Regions from separate parts of the Homo sapiens genome. Here region 2 is linked to region 1. Evidence: read pairs that join two places in POLR2A ChIA-PET (ENCODE). Cell type or tissue: Panc1. All regions are shown on one strand. Each heading gives the region's core, and the rest is flanking DNA. Links, peaks and the distances in the headings are about the cores only.

Region 1 (8,603 bases), core at 3,186-5,685:
TCTCTACTCACATCACCACTCTATTCATGCATGCTATTTTATCCATTAGCATATTAATCAAAGTTCTTTTAAATTGCTGGTTTGATAATTTTAGTGTTCCTACCATGTTTGCTTCTAATGCTTACTGTCTCTTCAAAATCTTTTTTCCTGCCTTTTAGTATGCTTTGTAATTTTTCCTTGATAGCGGGACATGATGCATTGAGTAAAAGGAACTTCTGTAAATAGGTCTTTAGTAATATAAGGTGTAGAGTGAGGCAATGTTTCCTATAGTTTTAGGTTCTACAATCTTGTGGGCAGTGTTCTATAGTCTTATGATTAGGTCTCAGCGAATCCTTATGCCTCTATACTGTGAACTTTAAATGTGCTTCTGAGTCATAGGATGGCTAGTGTGGGCTGGAGTTGTGTATTAACCTTCCCCAAGTTCCATTATGCTCTGGTTACATCTGGAGGGCAGGCCTTGTTAAGAAGCAAATGCTGTGGCATATTTCAAAATGTTCCTTTCCCTTTAATCTTCTTGGAAGCATGAGGAGATTTTTCTCCAATATTCACTGTGAGACTCTGGTTGAGCTCTTGGATATAAAATCTGTAAAGGTGTGGGGGCTCACCTATAACTGGGTCCCCTGCAAGTTTTTAATTGTCTGACTTGACCACCACTTAGCCCCCAGCAATTTGTCAGTTACAGCTCAGGTTTTCCTACCTCAGCACTGGTTCTCGTGGCAATTTCTGCTTATGAATCCTGGATCTTATAGCCATGGCTATTTGTTTGTCTCTCTAGTTTGGGGTCAGTGGTTTGTTTGGTGTCCTCACCTGTCTTTTGGATCCCGGAAGCACTGTTGGTTTTTCAGTCTCTTCAGCATTTTATTTGTTGTTAGGATGGATGGTGATTTCCAAGCTCCTTACTTGTGCAACCAGAAACCTGTTGCCCTGTTTTAAAGGGCATATTGATAGGATATACTCAAGGGGTATGGTGCTCTGGGAACTTGAAACAATGCCATCTGAGGTTGAAAGGACTGAAAGGTTCGGGGCTGGGCGCGGTGGCTCACGCCTGTAATCCCAGCACTTTGGGAGGCAGAGGCGGGCGGATCACAAGGTCAGGAGATCGAGACCATCCTGGCTAACACGGTGAAACCCCGTCTCTACTAAAAAAATTAGCCGGGCGTGGTGGCGGGCACCTGTAGTCCCAGCTACTCGGGAGGCTGAGGCAGGAGAATGGCGTGAACCCGACAGGCGGAGCTTGCAGTGAGCAGAGATCACACCACTGCACTCCAGCCTGGGAGACAGAACGAGACTCCATCTCAAAAAAAAAAAAAAAAAGTAGAATTGAAAGGTTCATTTGGAGCAGATCTGAGGAAAGGACTGCCTTGGAAAGTGACAAAGCTTTGTTATTGTTTGACTGGGTTTTTTGGTTGTTGTGTTTTCCCTAAACTGACAGGAAAGTTAAGACATTAACAGATAAACAAAAATTAAGGGAGCTTGTTACCAGTAGACCTGACCTGCAAGAAATGGTCAATGAAGTCCTACAGGGTGAAATGAAAACACACTGTTTAAACAGTAAGTTGAAGTCATGTGAAGAAATAAAAATCTCAATAAAGGTAAATACACACACAATTATAAAGTCCAGTATTACTGTAATAATGGATTATAATTGCACTTTTTGCTTTCTACATGATTTAAAAGGCCAATACATATTTTTAAATTATTAATCTAAAAGCTAGTATTATTGAAACTTTGTTTCATAAACCCATTTTGTTCTATATAAAAAATTGATGCATTTAAAGTGATTAGTTTATGGTTTGGGGCACATAATGAATAAGGAGGTAATTCTGTGACAGCAACTGGAAAGGGTGAGGGCAGAGCTGTTAAAGAAGCAGAGCTGGCCGGCTGCAGTGGTTCACGCCTATAACCCTAGCACTTTGGGAGGCCGAGGCAGGTGGATCATTTGAGGTCAGGAGTTTGAGACCAGCCTTGCCAACATGGTCTCCACTAAAAATACCAAAATTAGCCAGGCACGGTGATGGGCACCTGTAACCCCAGCTACTCGGGAGGCTGAGGCAGGGAAATCACTTGAACACGGGAGACAGAGGTTACAGTGAGCCAAGATGGTGCCACTGCACTCCAGCCTGGGCGACAGAGCAAGACTCTGTCTCAAAAAAAAAAAAAAAAAAGAGCAAGAGTTACTGTATATTCTTGAAGCTAAGCTGGTATAAATTGACATCTGAATTTTTATAAGTTTAGGATGTTAAATGTAATGCCTATGGTATCTACAAAGAAAACAGAATACATACTAAACAAATTGAGAAAGAATGTAAACATACCACTATAAGAAAATGAACTGAACACAAAAGCCAAGAGAAATGCAGGAAATAAGGGTCAAAAAAAAAAAAAAAAAAAAAGCTTTACAACATATAGAAAACAAATAGCAAAATAACAGAAATAAATTCTTCTTCCCAGTAATGACATTCAATGTAAGTGAGTTAAACTCTCCAATCAAAAGACAGAGATTGGCAGAATGAATTAAAAAAAAGATCCATCTATGCATTGTCCATAAGATAATCACTTTAGATCCAAAGACACAAACTGATTGATAGTGGAAGGATGGAAATAGTAACCAAAAGAGAGCAGAAGTGGCTATACTAATATCAGACCAAATACACTTTAAATCAATAAAGGTTACAGGAAACAAAAAAAAACATTATATCTTAATAAAAGTTTCAACACAGTAAGAAGACACAGCAATTACAAACATTTATAGACCTAGTAACAGACCATCAAAATATATGATGCAAAAACAGAACTGAGGGAGAAATAGACAGCTCTATAATAATAGTTGGAGACTTTCATTCTCTATTATCACTTAATAGAATGGAGTATGGAAATACAGTAAAGAAACAGAGGACTTAACACAATAAACTAACTAGATCTTAGGGATATATACAGAACACATAATAACATATATAATATTCTCAAGTGCACATGGGACATTTTCCAAAACAGATCATATGTCAGGCCACAGACTAAGTCTCAAAAGATTTAAAAAGATAGACATACAAAGTATATTTTCCAACCACAATGGGATGAAGTCAGAAATCGATAAAAGACAGGAGGCTGAGGCAGGAGAATGGCGTGAACCCGGGAGGTGGAGCTGGCAGTGAGCCGAGGTTGCGCCACTGCACTCTAACCTGGGTGACAGAGCAAGACTCCATCTCAAAAAAAAAAAAAAAGACTTCGATAAAATAACTACAATGAGAAAATCCACAAAAACATGGAAATTAAACAACACACAAATAACCAACGAATCATATAAGAAATCAGAAGGGAAATTAGGAAATACTCCAGAGACAAATGAAAACAACACAACAAAAAACTTAACGGAATACAGCAAAAGTAGTATATGGGAGAAATTTATAGCTATAAATGCTTACATTAAAAAAACGAGAATGATCTGAAATTAAAAACGAAACTTTACAATTTAAGAAACTAGAAAGAGAAAAACAAACTAAACCCAAAGCCATCAGAAGCAAGGAAATAATAAAGATTAGAGCAAAGATAAAACAGAGAACACAACAACAACAACAACAACAACAAAATCAATGAAACCAAAAGTTGGTTCTTTGAAACAATCCAAAAGAGTCACAAACCTCTGGCTAGATGGACTAATTAAAAAAACAGAGAATGCTCAAATTATTAAAATCAGAAATAAAAGTGGGGACATTACTACCCACTTTACGAAAATTAAAATGATTAAGAGAGTACTCTGACCAATTCTATGTTAACAAATAGAATAACTTAGATAAAACAGACAAATTCCTAGAAACACAAAATCTACCAAGACTAACTCACACAAAAAACCAGAAAATATAAATAGACCTACAATTAGTAAAGAGATTGATTCAGTAACCAAAACTTTCCTGACATAGAAAAGCTCTTTACCTAATGGCTTCACTGGTGAGTTCTACCAAATATTTCAATAACATCAATCATTCTCATACTTCTCTAGAAAACTGAAGAGGAAGGAACACCTCCTAACTCATTCTATGAGGCCAGCATTACCCTGATACCAAGGACAGATAAAGACATCACGGTAGTCCCCTCTTATCCTCAGGAAATACATTCCAAGACCCCAGTGGTTACCTGAAACCATGGAGAGTACTGAATCCTATATATATATTATGTTTTTTCCTATACATACATATCTATGATAAAGTTCAATTTATAAACTAAGCAACAGTAAAAATTAAGAATAATAAGAACAGGCCGGGAGCAGTGGCTCATGCCTGTAATCCCAGCACTTTGGGAGGCCAAGGCGGGCAGATCCCCTGAGGTCAGGAGGTCGAGACCAGCCTGGCCAACATGGTGAATCCCCATCTCTACTAAAAATACAAAAATTAGCCAGGCGTGGCGGCAGGCACCTGTAATCCCAGCTATTCGGGAGGCTAAGGCAGGAGAATCGCTTGAACCCGGGAGGCAGAGGTTGCAGTGAGCCGTAATCGTGCCATTGCACTCCAGCCTGGGGGACAACAGCGAGACTTCATGTCAAAAAAAAAAAAAAAAGAATTATAAGAACAATTATACAATATACTTTAATAGAAGCTATATGAATATGGTCTCTCTCTCTCTTTCAAAATACCTTATTGTATGTAATATTTTCAGACCCTGGTTGACTGCGGGCAACTGAAATTGTAGAAAGCAAAACTACAGGTAAGGGCAGGTGACTGTACGAGAAAACAACTATCAACCAGTTTCACTTCTGAAAATTAACAGAAAGATTCTCAACAAATTACTAGCAAACTGAAATCAGCAGTATATTAAAAGGTTTCCACATCATGACCAAGTATGATTTATTCCTAGAATCCAAGGATGGTAAAACATGTGCAAATCAATCGCTGTATTAAACCACATTAACAGAATAAAGGTAAGCAACACATAATCATTTCAATTGAGGGAGAAAACACATTTCACAAAATTCAACAATCTTTTTTTTTTTTTTTTTTTTTTGAGACAAAGTCTTGCTCTGTCACCCAGGCTGGAGTACAGTGGTGCAATCTCAGCTCACTGCAACCTCCACCTCCCGGATTCAACAGATTCTCCTGCCTCAGCCTCCCTAGCAGCTGGGATTACAGCTGCCTGCCACCACACTCGGCTAATTTTTGTATTTTTAGAAGAGATGGGGTTTCACCATGTTGACCTGGCTGGTCACAAATTCCTGACCTCAGGTGATCCGCCCACCTCAGCCTCCCAAAGTGCTGGGATTATAGGCGTGAGCCACCGTGCCCTGCCTCAACACTCTTTCATGATTTACAAAAAGAAAACACTGAACAAACCAGGAGTAAAAGAAAACCACCTCAACGTAATAAACTACATATGTGAAACACCCACGTGAATATCATACTCAATAGTGAAAGTCTAAAAGTTTTTCCGCTAAGATAAAGAACAAGAAAAGGCTTGTGCCACTTCTAGTCAACATAGCACTGGAAGTTCTAGCCAGAGAAATTAGATAATAAAAAATAAATAAAACTATCTTTGTCCATAAGTGATTTATGATCTTTTATGTAGACAATCCTAAAGATCCCACCTCCCAAAAAATGTATTAGAATAAGTTAGGCAAAATTGCGGCATACAAAGTCAACACTCAAAAGTCAATTATATTTCTATACACTAAAAATAAACAATCTAAAATGAAAATTACAAAAACAATTCCATTTACAATAACATCAAAAAGAACATTTAGGAATTAACTTAATTGAAAGAGACATCTAATAAAAACTACAAAACACTGCTAAAAGGAATTAAAGAAGACATAAGTAAATGGAACCCAGTCCCTTGTTATTAGACTGGAAGACTTAGTATTGTTAAAATGACCATTACCCAAAACAACCTAGAGTCAATGCAAACCCTGTAACTCCAATGATGTTTCTTGCAAAAATAGAAATAGAGGAAATAAGTGAAAGTAAAACAAAAACTGTTATTTTCATGTTCTTAACTGATCTAACAAATAAATTTGTTCAAAATAATAACAGCAACAATATATTCAGTAACATATGCTTGTCTGTATGTGTACTGGTGTGTGTGTATGTATACATATATATGCACAAAATGAATAACAGCAATGATAGACGTAACAGGAGGAAGGAATTAGGATTATTTTGTTATTATAAGGTATTTTACACCCCCCGTGAAGTGGTATGCTGTGATTTGAAAGGGGACTTGGATAAACTGTGAGTATATTTCTTTTTTCATGTTTTTATTAATAGACTTTATTTTTTAGAACAGTTTTAGGTTTACAGAAAAACCGAATAGGGTACACAAATTTACTATATACTCCCTGTCCCCTTCTCTTTTTCAGTTTCCTCTAATATTAACATATTACAGGAATGCATTAGTGTGGTACATTTGTTACAACTGATAAAGCAATATTCATACATTACTATTAACGAAGTCCAGAGTTCACATTAGGGTTCACTGTTTGTGCTATACAATTCTATGGCCTTAGCAGATAAAATGTTATGTATCCACCAATATGGTAACAGACAGAATAGGTTCACTGCCCCACAAATCCGCTGTGCTCCACCCATTCACCCCTTCACAACCTTCTGGCAACCACCAATCTTTTTTTCCCCCATAGGTTATAGGTTATTGGGGTACAGGTGGTGTTTAGTTACATGAGTAAGCTCTTTGATGGTGATGTGTAAGATTTTGGTGCACCCATCCCCCAAGAGTATACACTGCACCCTATTTGTAGTCTTTTATCCCTTGCACCCCTCCAATCATTCCCCTCAAGTCCCCAAAGTCCACTGTATCATTCTTATGCCTTTGCGTACTCATAGTTTGGCTCCCACATATCAGTGAGAACATACGATATTTGGTTTTGCATTCCTGAGTTACTTCACTTCGAGTAATAGTCTCCAATCTCATCTAGGTCACTATGAATGCCGTTAATTCATTCCTTTTTATGGCTGAGTAGTATTCCATCATATATACATAGCACAATTTCTTTATCCACTCGTTGACTGATGGGCATTTGGGTTGGTCCCAAGATTTTGCAATTGTGAATGGTGCTGCTATAAACGTGTGTGCAAGTATCTTTTTCGTATGACTTCTTTTCCTCTGGGTAGCAAGCACTAATCTTTACTGCTTCCAAAGTTGTCTTTTTCCAGAATGTCTTATGGAATCATAGAGCATGATTTACAGGCAGGATTCCTCATTTAGCATTTGAAGTTCCTTTCATAAAAATTTTATTTTTTAATTGACAAAAACTGCATATATTTATGGTGTTCAACATGGTGTTTTGAAGTAAGTATATGCTGTAGAATGGCTAAAACCAGCTAATTAACATATAAGCATTACCTCACATACTTTTAATTTTCTGTGTTGAGAACAGTTAAAATCTATTCTTTTAGAGATTTTTTGAAAATACATTATTAACTACAGTCACTATGTTGTACCATAAATCTCTTTAACTTATTCCTCCCATCTAACTGAAATGTTGTATCCTTTGACAAAGATCTCCCTAGCTGCTGGTAACCACCATTCTATTCTCTACTTCCATGCACTCAGCTTTTCTGGATTCCACATATAAGTGATATCATGTGGTATTCTTTCTGTGCCTGGGCTAATTTCACTTAATACAAGATCCTCCAACCATCAATTATCTATGTTGTTCCAAATGACAGGATTTCTTCCTTTTGTAAGGCTAAATAGTATTCCATTGTTTATACATACCATATTATCTTTCTTTATCCATTGTTAGACACTTAGGTTGATTCCATATCTTGGCTCTTATGAATAATGCTGCAATGAACATGAGAATGCAGATACCTCTACTAAATAATGATTTCACTTCCTTTAGATATATACCTACTAGTGGAATTGCTGGATTGTAAAGGTAGTTTTATTTTATTTTGGTTTCTTAAGACAGAGTCTCACTCTGTCGCCCAGCCTGAACTGCAATGGTGCGATCTTGGCTCACTGCAACCTCTGCCTCCTGGGTTCAAGCGATTCTCCCACCTCAGCCTCCCAAGTAGCTGGGATTACAGGTGCCTGCCGCCACGCCTGGCTAATTTTTTGCATTTTTAGTAGAGACGGGGTTTTGCCATGTTCGCCAGGCTGGTCTCGAATTCCTGACCTCAGTTGATCCACCCGCCTTGGCCTCTCAAAGTGCTGAGATTATAGGCATTAGCCACCGTGCCCAGCTGGTGGTTTTATTTTTAATTTTCTCAGAAATGTAAATAAATATTTAAAACTCTAGGGCAAACACTAAAAAAAAGGAAAAAAGTAGACAAACACTATAAAAAGCAAAAAAAAAAGTATAAACAATCTGCTAAGAAAGGAGAGAAAATGAAATCACATTAAATGATCAGTTAAAACCAAAAAAGACAGAAAAAGAATGGAAGACAAAAATAGGAACAAGAATATAGGCAACAAAAGAAAACAACAACAAATATGGTAATATTAATTCAGCTATATCAACAATCACTTTGAATGTCACAAGTCTAAATGGACCAATTTAAAAACAGAGATTGAGTGAATCAAGAAAAAAGACCCAACTATATTTTTTCTATAAGAAACTCACATTAAATATAAAGACACATATAGATGAAAAGTAG
Region 2 (8,603 bases), core at 3,088-5,587, 460 kb after region 1:
TAATAACGTGACAGAGAGAAACTCACCCTTTTTTATAGCCAAGCAAATACAACCCATTGTTTACATGTTCTGAAGATAAACCATAACTAGTCCTCAAGTAAGAGCACTTGACGGCACCCTTTATCCTTCTCAGTTCATCTTGAATTCACCTGGTAATCTGCATTAGCTAATTGCTTTTACCCAAGACCCAAGAGGGAAAAAAATCCATCTGGACAGGAGATAGTTTTGCATCTTGGAGCAAGTCTCCTGCCAGATAGGCTCTCTTTTACCTTCTCATGGAAGGTAGAAGATGGGGTGCTGTCTTCCCTGATGTTTACATTTCAAAGAGGCGGCCTCCAGATCTCTTAGGAAACACTCCTGAGTTTTACAGGTGGCCACAGGCTTATTTAGCTTTTCAAAAGATTTACAACATCTCAAAGGGACAGAGAAAGAATTTACAGTGACATGTATACTATAGTAAATGCTCTTAGAGAAGCGGGGGGAAGGCAGTCTCTTTCCCTTATTGCATGAGAGAGAATGCAAAAAAATTTTTTGATTTGTATTTACCCTTGCGTTAGAAAGGAACAGTTGAGCTACAGCTGCACAGCTCCTTTGACGAGACAGAAGGAACAAGGGATGCAGAGACCAGAAGGTTATTCAGAAAGTGTTCCTGGCTGGGCGCGGTGGCTCATGCTTGTAATCCCAGCACTTTGGGAGGCCGAGGCGGGCAGATTACCTGAGGTCAGGAGTTCGAGACCAACCTGGCCAACACGGTGAAACCCCGTCTCTACTAAAAATACAAAAATTAGCCGGGCATGGTGGCACACGACTGTAATCCCAGCTACTTGGGAGGCTGAGGCAGGAGAATTGCTTGAGCCTGGGAGGCAGAGGTTGCAGTGAGTCGAGATTGTGCCACTGCACTCCAGCCCGGCTGACAGAGTAAGACTCTGTCTCAAAAAAAAAAAAAAAGAAAGTGTTCCCATGGTACCCTTGGAGGGGGATAATGTTCCTCTTACATCTTTGATGCTCCTTTTAGGTGTATGTGGTTTTGTTAAGTATTATATTAATGTTATGCTTTAGGTTAAAGGAAAATTCAATTTTGCTTTCCTAAGTACACAGGAACATGTATTTGAATCTAGGAGATTGACAATAACTCTCCTAAGTGTCTTGTCCCTTTCCTGTGATAGCTTAGCTTAGCCAATCAACCCATTAGTCCTTCAACAAGTCTTCTGAGACCTTTCTGTGGGTCTGGCATACACTGGACATTGTCGAATAGGGGAAATGTGAGACGAATGAAGTCCTCAGAGTATAGTTACTCTCCTCACCAACCCCAGGTTCTAGGTCAACGATGAAAGGGGTTGTGTTAGGCTCTAGGCAACAGGCACGTGCCAAAGTGAATGGCTATATAGGCAAACAGCATTTACATTCTTCCCATGAAATGATATGATTTGTTAGCAAATTCAGTCTTTTTCTGCTTTCCTAATTCATTCTTTAGAGCTGATAAATGGTTATATCACTTAGCACTGTAGATTTTATCTTAACTGGGTTCAAAGGTCTATCTGCTGAGGCATTTAGTGGCTGAGCTATGACTCTGGGGGGCTGGCTCAGGTGTCCTAGTACTGTCACAGGTTGCACAGTGTCTTCTTTGCAGAAACCTGATTTTATTTGGAAGTCAGCTTCCCTCACTGAGGCCAGAAACTGATCACTCAGCTGACTGACACCTTAGCTTTGGGGTTCCAGTTTCTATGGCTGGTTGGTGAGCTCTGTGTTGGGGCAGCCTGGGGAAGAATTGAGCACTGGGGTGCCTTCAGTCTAGGTTGATTCTGTGGATTTGAAACCAATTTGATGCCCTTTAGGATGCGAGCATCTTTTCAGGTCTCTTTAGAATGCTGTCTTAGGTCAGGCTGCTAGAACACATATCATAGGCTGGGTGGCTTAAAAGACAGAAATTTCTATCTCATGGTTCTGGAGGCTGGACCTCTGCCACTGGGGTGCCGGCAGGGTTGGGTTCTGGTGATGTCCACTTTCCTTGGCTTGCAGACAGCTGCCTTCTCCCACTGTCCTCACATGACACAGAGTGAGCTCTGGTCTCCTCCTCTTCTTATAAGGGCACAAATCCCATCATGGAGGTCTTGCCCTCATGAGCTCATCTGAACTTAATCACCTCCCAAAGGCTCCACCTCATCATACCAGCACAGTGGGGACTAGGGTTTCAACAGATGAATTTTGGGGGGCACAAAGATTCAGTCAATAGCAGATGCATTTCTCAGTTGAAGCTAAAAAGCAATTCCAAAAATGTTTTCTTCTTTGGTAGATTCATCCGGTATACACTGCTATGACCTTGCCAATGATTGAAATACTAGAAATTTAGAAATATCCATTGCAGTCACTGTCCCCAGTCCCCTAAGTGGCCTCATTCCTGCCATCTCATCTATTCTCTTAGATTTGCCCCCTTCCCTTTGCAGCCCTCTCCATAAGCCAGCAGGTCCCTGCTCTGCTGTGGCTGGTGTCTGCTCTGATTGGCTCATGTTCATGGCATGCCTAATAGTTTGAATATCATCCCTGGGACTGGCAAAGGAGGCAGTGTGGACTACAAGGCTGGGGAAAGCTGGGAAGAAGGATGAAGCCTGGAGTGCTAGACACAGATGTGCTGATCTGAAGTGTATGCCAAAGGGCATCACTTTTATAGGGAAGTGGACCAGGAGGAGGGAGCGAGGTAATGTCAGATTAGAAGTGAGGGTGTGACATCTACAACCATCTGATCTTTGACAAACCTGACAAAAACAAGCAATGGGGAAAGGATTCCCTATTAATAAATGGTGCTGGGAAAACTGGCTAGCCATATGCAGAAAACTGAAACTGGACCCCTTCCTTACACTTTATACAAAAATTAACTCAAGAAGGATTAAAGACTTAAACATAAGACCTAAAACCATAAAAACCCTAGAAGAAAACCTAGGCAATACCATTCAGGACATAGGCATGGGCAAAGACTTCATGAGTAAAACACCAAAAGCAATGGCAACAAAAGCCAACATTGACAAATGGGATCTAATTAAACTAAAGAGCTTTTGCACAGCAAAAGAAACTAGCATCAGAGTGAACAGGCAACCTACAGAATGGGAGAAAATTTTTGCAGTCTACCCACCTGACAAAGGTCTGATACCCAGAATTTAAAAGGAACTTAAACAAATTTACAAGAAAAAAACCAAACAACCCCATCAAAAAGTGGGCAAAGGATATGAACAGACAGTTCTCAAAAGAAGACATTTATGTGGCCAACAAATGTATGAAAAAAAGCTCTTCATCACTGATCATTAGAGAAATGCAAATCAAAACCACAATGAGATACCATCTCACGCCAGTTAGAATGGCGATCATCAAAAAGTCAGGAAACAACAGATGCTGGAGAGGATGTGGAGAAATAGGAACACTTTTACACTGTTGGTGGGTGTGTAAATTAGTTCAACCATTGTGGAAGACAGTGTAGCGATTCCTAAAGGATCTAGAACCAGAAATACCATTTGACCCAGCAATCCCATTACTGGGTATATACCCAAAGGATTATAAATCATTCTACTATAAAGACACATGCATATGTATGTTTATTGCAGCACTATTTACAATAGCAAAGACTTGGAACCAACCCAAATGCCCATCAATGATGGACTGGATAAAGAAAAAGTGGCACATATACACCATGGAATACTATGCAGCCATAAAAAAGATGAGGTCATGTCCTTTGTAGGGGCATGGATGAAGCTGGAAGCCATCATTCTCAGCAAACTAACACAGGAACGGAAAACCAAACACCGCATGTTCTCACTCATAAGTGGGAGTTGAATAATGAGAACACATGGACACAGGGAGGGGAACATCACACACTGGGGCCTGTTGGGGAGTGGGGGGCTAGGGGAGGGATAGCATTAGGAGAAACACCTAATGTAGATGATGAGTTGATGGGTGCAGCAAATCACCATGGCATGTGTATACCTATATAACAAACCCGCACGTTCTGCACATGTATCCCACAACTTAAGGTATAATTAAAAAAAAAAAAAAAGAAGAAGAAGAGGGGAGGGTGTCAGTCTCCCCTCTGCTACATGGCCGCTGACTCATTTTCAGGAGCCAGCACCGCTGCTGGGGAGTCCCACTTCTGGTCCTGATGGAATAACAGGGAGCAGGTTTACCCTCCTGTCTTAAAAACAGCCGGAAAGCTGGACAAGTATGTGAAACAACAGTTAGTGGACACTGGACAATAGGCAGAACAGGACAGGGATTCCTGGGAGAGGGGAAGCAATAAGAGCAGCCTCACAAGTGTCCACCTCAGCAGTGCCAGGAGAGGGAGCCCAAACAGAGCCTGAGGGCCTGCCCAGCTCAGGAGATGGAGTGTGGGCTTCCGGGAGGCCAAGGGAGCTAGAATTTGCAGGGCAGAGATCTGCAGAAGAAGGAGCCACAGAGAATGGTTCAGAGATCTGCAAGGAGTGCCTTGAGTCTTCAGCTGAGTACTGGTCTGCACATGAATGTGAGGAAACCACCAAGGAAGGAGCTTGCAGGCAGAACGATCTCCAGAAATCACTCAGGCCTGGGGATATTGTGTGTCTGTGAGAGCAGCTTAGAAATAGATCCCTAAATTATCTGATAGTCTTCCTTTCAAAAAGAGGCGCCTACACCTACCTCCCTTGAATGTGGGCTGGGCTTACTAATATGTTTCTAAAGGACAGAATGTGGTGAAAGTGACGATGATGGTTTGTGACTTTAGAGACTAGGGTGTAGAAAGCCTTGTGGCTCCTGCTTGCTCTCTCTTGGGTCAGCCCCTCTGGGGGAAAGCCAGAAGCTGTATTGCTCAATCAGCCTCCGGACAGGTCCATGAGGCAAGAAATGGAGCCCCTGGCTACAGCCATGTGAGTCACCGTCCTGGAGGCAGATCCTTTGGCCCCAGTCAGAGGGCTCCAATCCAGCCATCACCTTGACTGCGACCTCACGAGAGAGCTTGAGTTAGAGCCACCAGCTGGGCCACTCCTGGATTCCTGACACAAGAAACTGCAGGGAATAAATACCTGTTGATTCAAGCTGCTAAGTTTTGAGGTAAATTTTATGCAACAAAAACTACATTTCCATCAGCCAGACTGGGAAGACCCCCTAAAATTCAGGACATCGAGGAGAAAAGTAGAAGAGAATTGCCTCAAAGAGGTGACAAATTAGTCCTAAAACAAAGGCTGTTCTGGATCTGCCGTAACAATGTTGAACATCAAGGCTCAAAAAGATCAAACTAATCGTAAGTAACTTTACTGCATCTCAGAACAAAGCACAACACTGTTTAAAGGAATATAATAAAATCTAGCCACCAACAGTACAAAACTGACAATGTCCCGTGTCCAAACAAAAATACTGGGCTTGCAAAGAAGCAGGATAATATGACCTAGGATCTGGAGAAAAATCAATCAATATAAACAGATCCAGAAATGACATTCATGATAGAATTAGATGAGGGTGTTAAAACGGCTACTATTTATATAACCATATGCGAATGACATTCAATGTAAACCCTTTGTATCAGGATTCTCCAGAGAAACAACCAAATAAGATAGATAGAGATATAGATAAATGAGAGGGGATTTAATTTGGAAATTGGCTCACATGATTATGGAGGCTGAGAAGTCCTATGATTTGCTGTCTACAAGCTAGAGAACCAGGGAAGCTGGTGACATAGCTCAGTCTGAGTGCAAAGGCCTGAGAACCTGAGGGGCCATCGGTGCAGGTCCTGGAGTCCGACGGCTGGAGACCCTGGAGTGCTGATGTCCAAGCGCGGGAGAAGGAGGGTGTCCCAGCTTCAGAAAAGGGAGTGAATTTGCCTTTCCTCAGCCCTTTTGTTCTATTGAGGAATTCAACTGATTGGATGGAGCCCAGCCCACACAGGTGAGGATGAATCTTCCTTCCTCACTCAGTTCACTGATCCAAATGCCAACCTCTACCAGAAACACACTCAAAGACATCCCCAGAGACAATGCTGTACCAGCTATCTGGGTATCCCTTAACCCAGTCAAGTTGACACCAAAAATTAACCATCACACCCTTCAATTATAACTTCCCCGCACTTTGCGAGGTCGAAGCAGGCAGATCATTTGAGCTCAGGAGTTCCAGACAAGCCTAAGCAACATGGCGAAACCCTGTCTCTATAAAAAAAAATACAAAAATTAGCTGGGTGTGGTGGGACTCATCTGTAATCCCAGCTACTTGGGAGGCTGTGGCAGGAGGATTGCTTGAACCTGGTAGGTGGAGGTTGCAGTGAGCCAAGATCACCCCACTGCACTCCAGCCTGGGTGACACAGTGAGGCTCTATCTCGAAAAAAAAAAAAAAAAAAAGGAAGAAAGAAAGAAAAGAAAAGAAAGAAAGAAAGAAAGAAAGAAAAGATCTTCTTATCAATTGATATGGGGTTAAATAATTGGGGGATAAAAAATTTGAAGCCATCTTCCCAGAGATGACAATAAACAGAAATAAACAAGTGAAAACCCAGAAGATCTGTGGCTGCTAATCAGAGGAAGCAGGTCTGAACAGGGAACCACTTAGCTGTAGATACCAAGCAGTGTCCAACAGGTTGCTTAGCAGAGGCATAAAATCATGACTTTTCTCAGGCACTTCTCATAAATTTCTTCCCAGAGCAATCAGAGATGCTGCATCCAGTTTACTTATTCACAATTTGGGCACGAAAGAGATCTTCCTCAAGCCACGGAGAAGACAGGCTTGACAAGGAGCAGGACGGCCTTCACAGCAGCACAAATGGGAGGCCCTGTGAAATTCTCCCTGGAAGGCAGAGCTAAGAGATGTCAGCCCTGAGGCTTAGCATCCCCATAGAGGGACTGACCAGGAGCCCGGGAGTCCTGCCCCAGCTGTGTCCCTAAGTTGCTGGGTTAACCTCTGTAGAATGTGAGGATGGCCTGGTCATTTTCATTCTCGAGAGACACTGGAGAGAAAAAGAACATTTTGTGAATGATGTCGTGTGTCCACAGGTAACTCTGAAGCGTGAGCTGCCAGAATTCAAGGCCACCTGCTTAACAGAAGACAACTAGAAACCTCATCCATGAGCAGAGTAAGCACTGCTGTTCAGTAGTTCTATTACTGTTAAGGTGTTATGACCATTAGATAAATAATATTGTTTGGCAACTGCAAGGAAAAGAACTGCGTAAATTGGTTCCAAACATTGCCACTCGAGCTCAGGAGTTTGAGACCAGCCTGGGCAACATGGCGAAACCCTGTCTCTATAAAAAAATACACATCCTGGCTAACACAGTGAAACCCTGTCTCTACTAAAAATACAAAAAATGAGCCGGGCAAGGTGGCGGGTGCCTGTAGTCCCAGCTAGTCAGGAGGCTGAGGCAAGAGAATGATGTGAACCTGGGATGCGGAGCTTGCAGTAAGCCGAGATCGTGCCACTGCACTCCAGCTGGGCGACAGAGTGAGACTCCATCTCAAAAACAAAACCAAACCAAACAAAACAAAAATTAGCTGGGTGAGGATGTTGCCCAGGCTGGTCTCGAACTCCTGAACTCCTGAGTTCATTCGTCAGTGATAAGTCCATGCAATCACTGAGTGGTAAGAGCTTGAACTGGTAAAGTGATTTGATATTTTATTGGTTATCTGGATCCCAATATATCTCATTTAATTTCCTCCCAAAGCTGCTGAGATGGGGATGGTTACCTCTGTTTAACAGCTGAGGACGCTGAGGTTCAGACAGCACTCAGCCACGTGGCTGAGCTGGACTTGAATTTGAGCCTGTTGGATTCTGAACCCTAGACTTCGTGCACCTGACCAGGTTGCCTATTATTAATGAGAAGATCTACAGTCATGTGCCGCATACCAATGTTCTGGTCAACTACAGACTGCGTATACGATGGTGCTCCCATCAGATTCTAATACCGTATTTTTACTATACCTCTTCTATGTTTAGATAAGTTTAGACACACATACTGACCCATTGTTTGCCTCTCTGGGCCTCAGTTTTCCTATCTAAGGAAGGGGGGACTCTTAAGGGTTTTCTACTTCTGAGCTCTCCTTAGCATTCTGTCTGTGTAGCTGTTTTCTTAGCACTGGAGAATGTGAGACTTGAGATGTGCTGCTTAAGGCTGTGACAGCCCCACACTTGTTTAGCAAGGTCATGGGTCATGGCGACTCAGAGGACTGACTCATGGTGATATGCGGGGTCTTTTTGTTCCTCCTGGAATTAGAGCCCACTGTAACAGTCCACACTTCCCAGCATAGCAGCCACTGTTTCTAAGTAATGGAGTTCTCTCCTCCCATCCCTGGTCATGTTGAGGTCTCTTTCCCTGTCCGCTCCTCGCACCTTGGTCTCTTTCTTCTTTCCTGCCTCTCTGCTGTTCTGTGTCTTAGCCCCGCTCATTATGAATTGTTCCCAATCTGACCAGAGGAGAAAGGGCGTTCCAGACCCCCTCTGGCTTCATCCAGTGGGAGACAGGCATGGGGCTTGCTGTGAGCTCCCGAGCTCCCCCGCCCACCAGCGGCCAGCCACGGCCTTCTTTCAAGCACCTGTGCGTGCCTGACTGCTGTGCATGTGCTGCTGGCTGGCCCGTGGTTCATTCTGCTCCTTGACACCTGGCCTAGATTT

The links. ChIA-PET counts read pairs that join two places held together with the same protein. Peaks named below come from ENCODE experiments on the same cell type or tissue, not always from the same donor. Only the 100,000 strongest peaks of a DNase experiment are listed, where the experiment ranks them.
Region 2: POLR2A ChIA-PET joins it to region 1 with 9 read pairs; 2 of 35 experiments call an interaction of 5 or more read pairs at or near these places.

The regions. Positions count from the first base shown.
Region 1 is chr2:11,270,723-11,279,325 of GRCh38, forward strand. All of the region lies in intron 3 of ROCK2 (Rho associated coiled-coil containing protein kinase 2), which reads right to left. Among named protein-coding and RNA genes, the nearest start is that of ROCK2, 70 kb to the right of the region's middle. In Panc1, for the core only: no CTCF peak of the experiment used is centred there; no DNase peak of the experiment used is centred there.
Region 2 is chr2:11,734,359-11,742,961 of GRCh38, forward strand. LOC124907735 (a long non-coding RNA gene) reads right to left here. Exons shown (of 2, transcript XR_007086220.1): 2 at 5,578-6,944. It also overlaps a transcript of LPIN1 not described here. Among named protein-coding and RNA genes, the nearest start is that of LPIN1, 8.0 kb to the right of the region's middle. RefSeq lists an enhancer at 4,297-4,596 and a silencer at 4,805-5,099. In Panc1, for the core only: CTCF peaks have their summits at 4,310 (motif pointing right) and 4,511; no DNase peak of the experiment used is centred there; H3K27ac peaks cover 845 bases.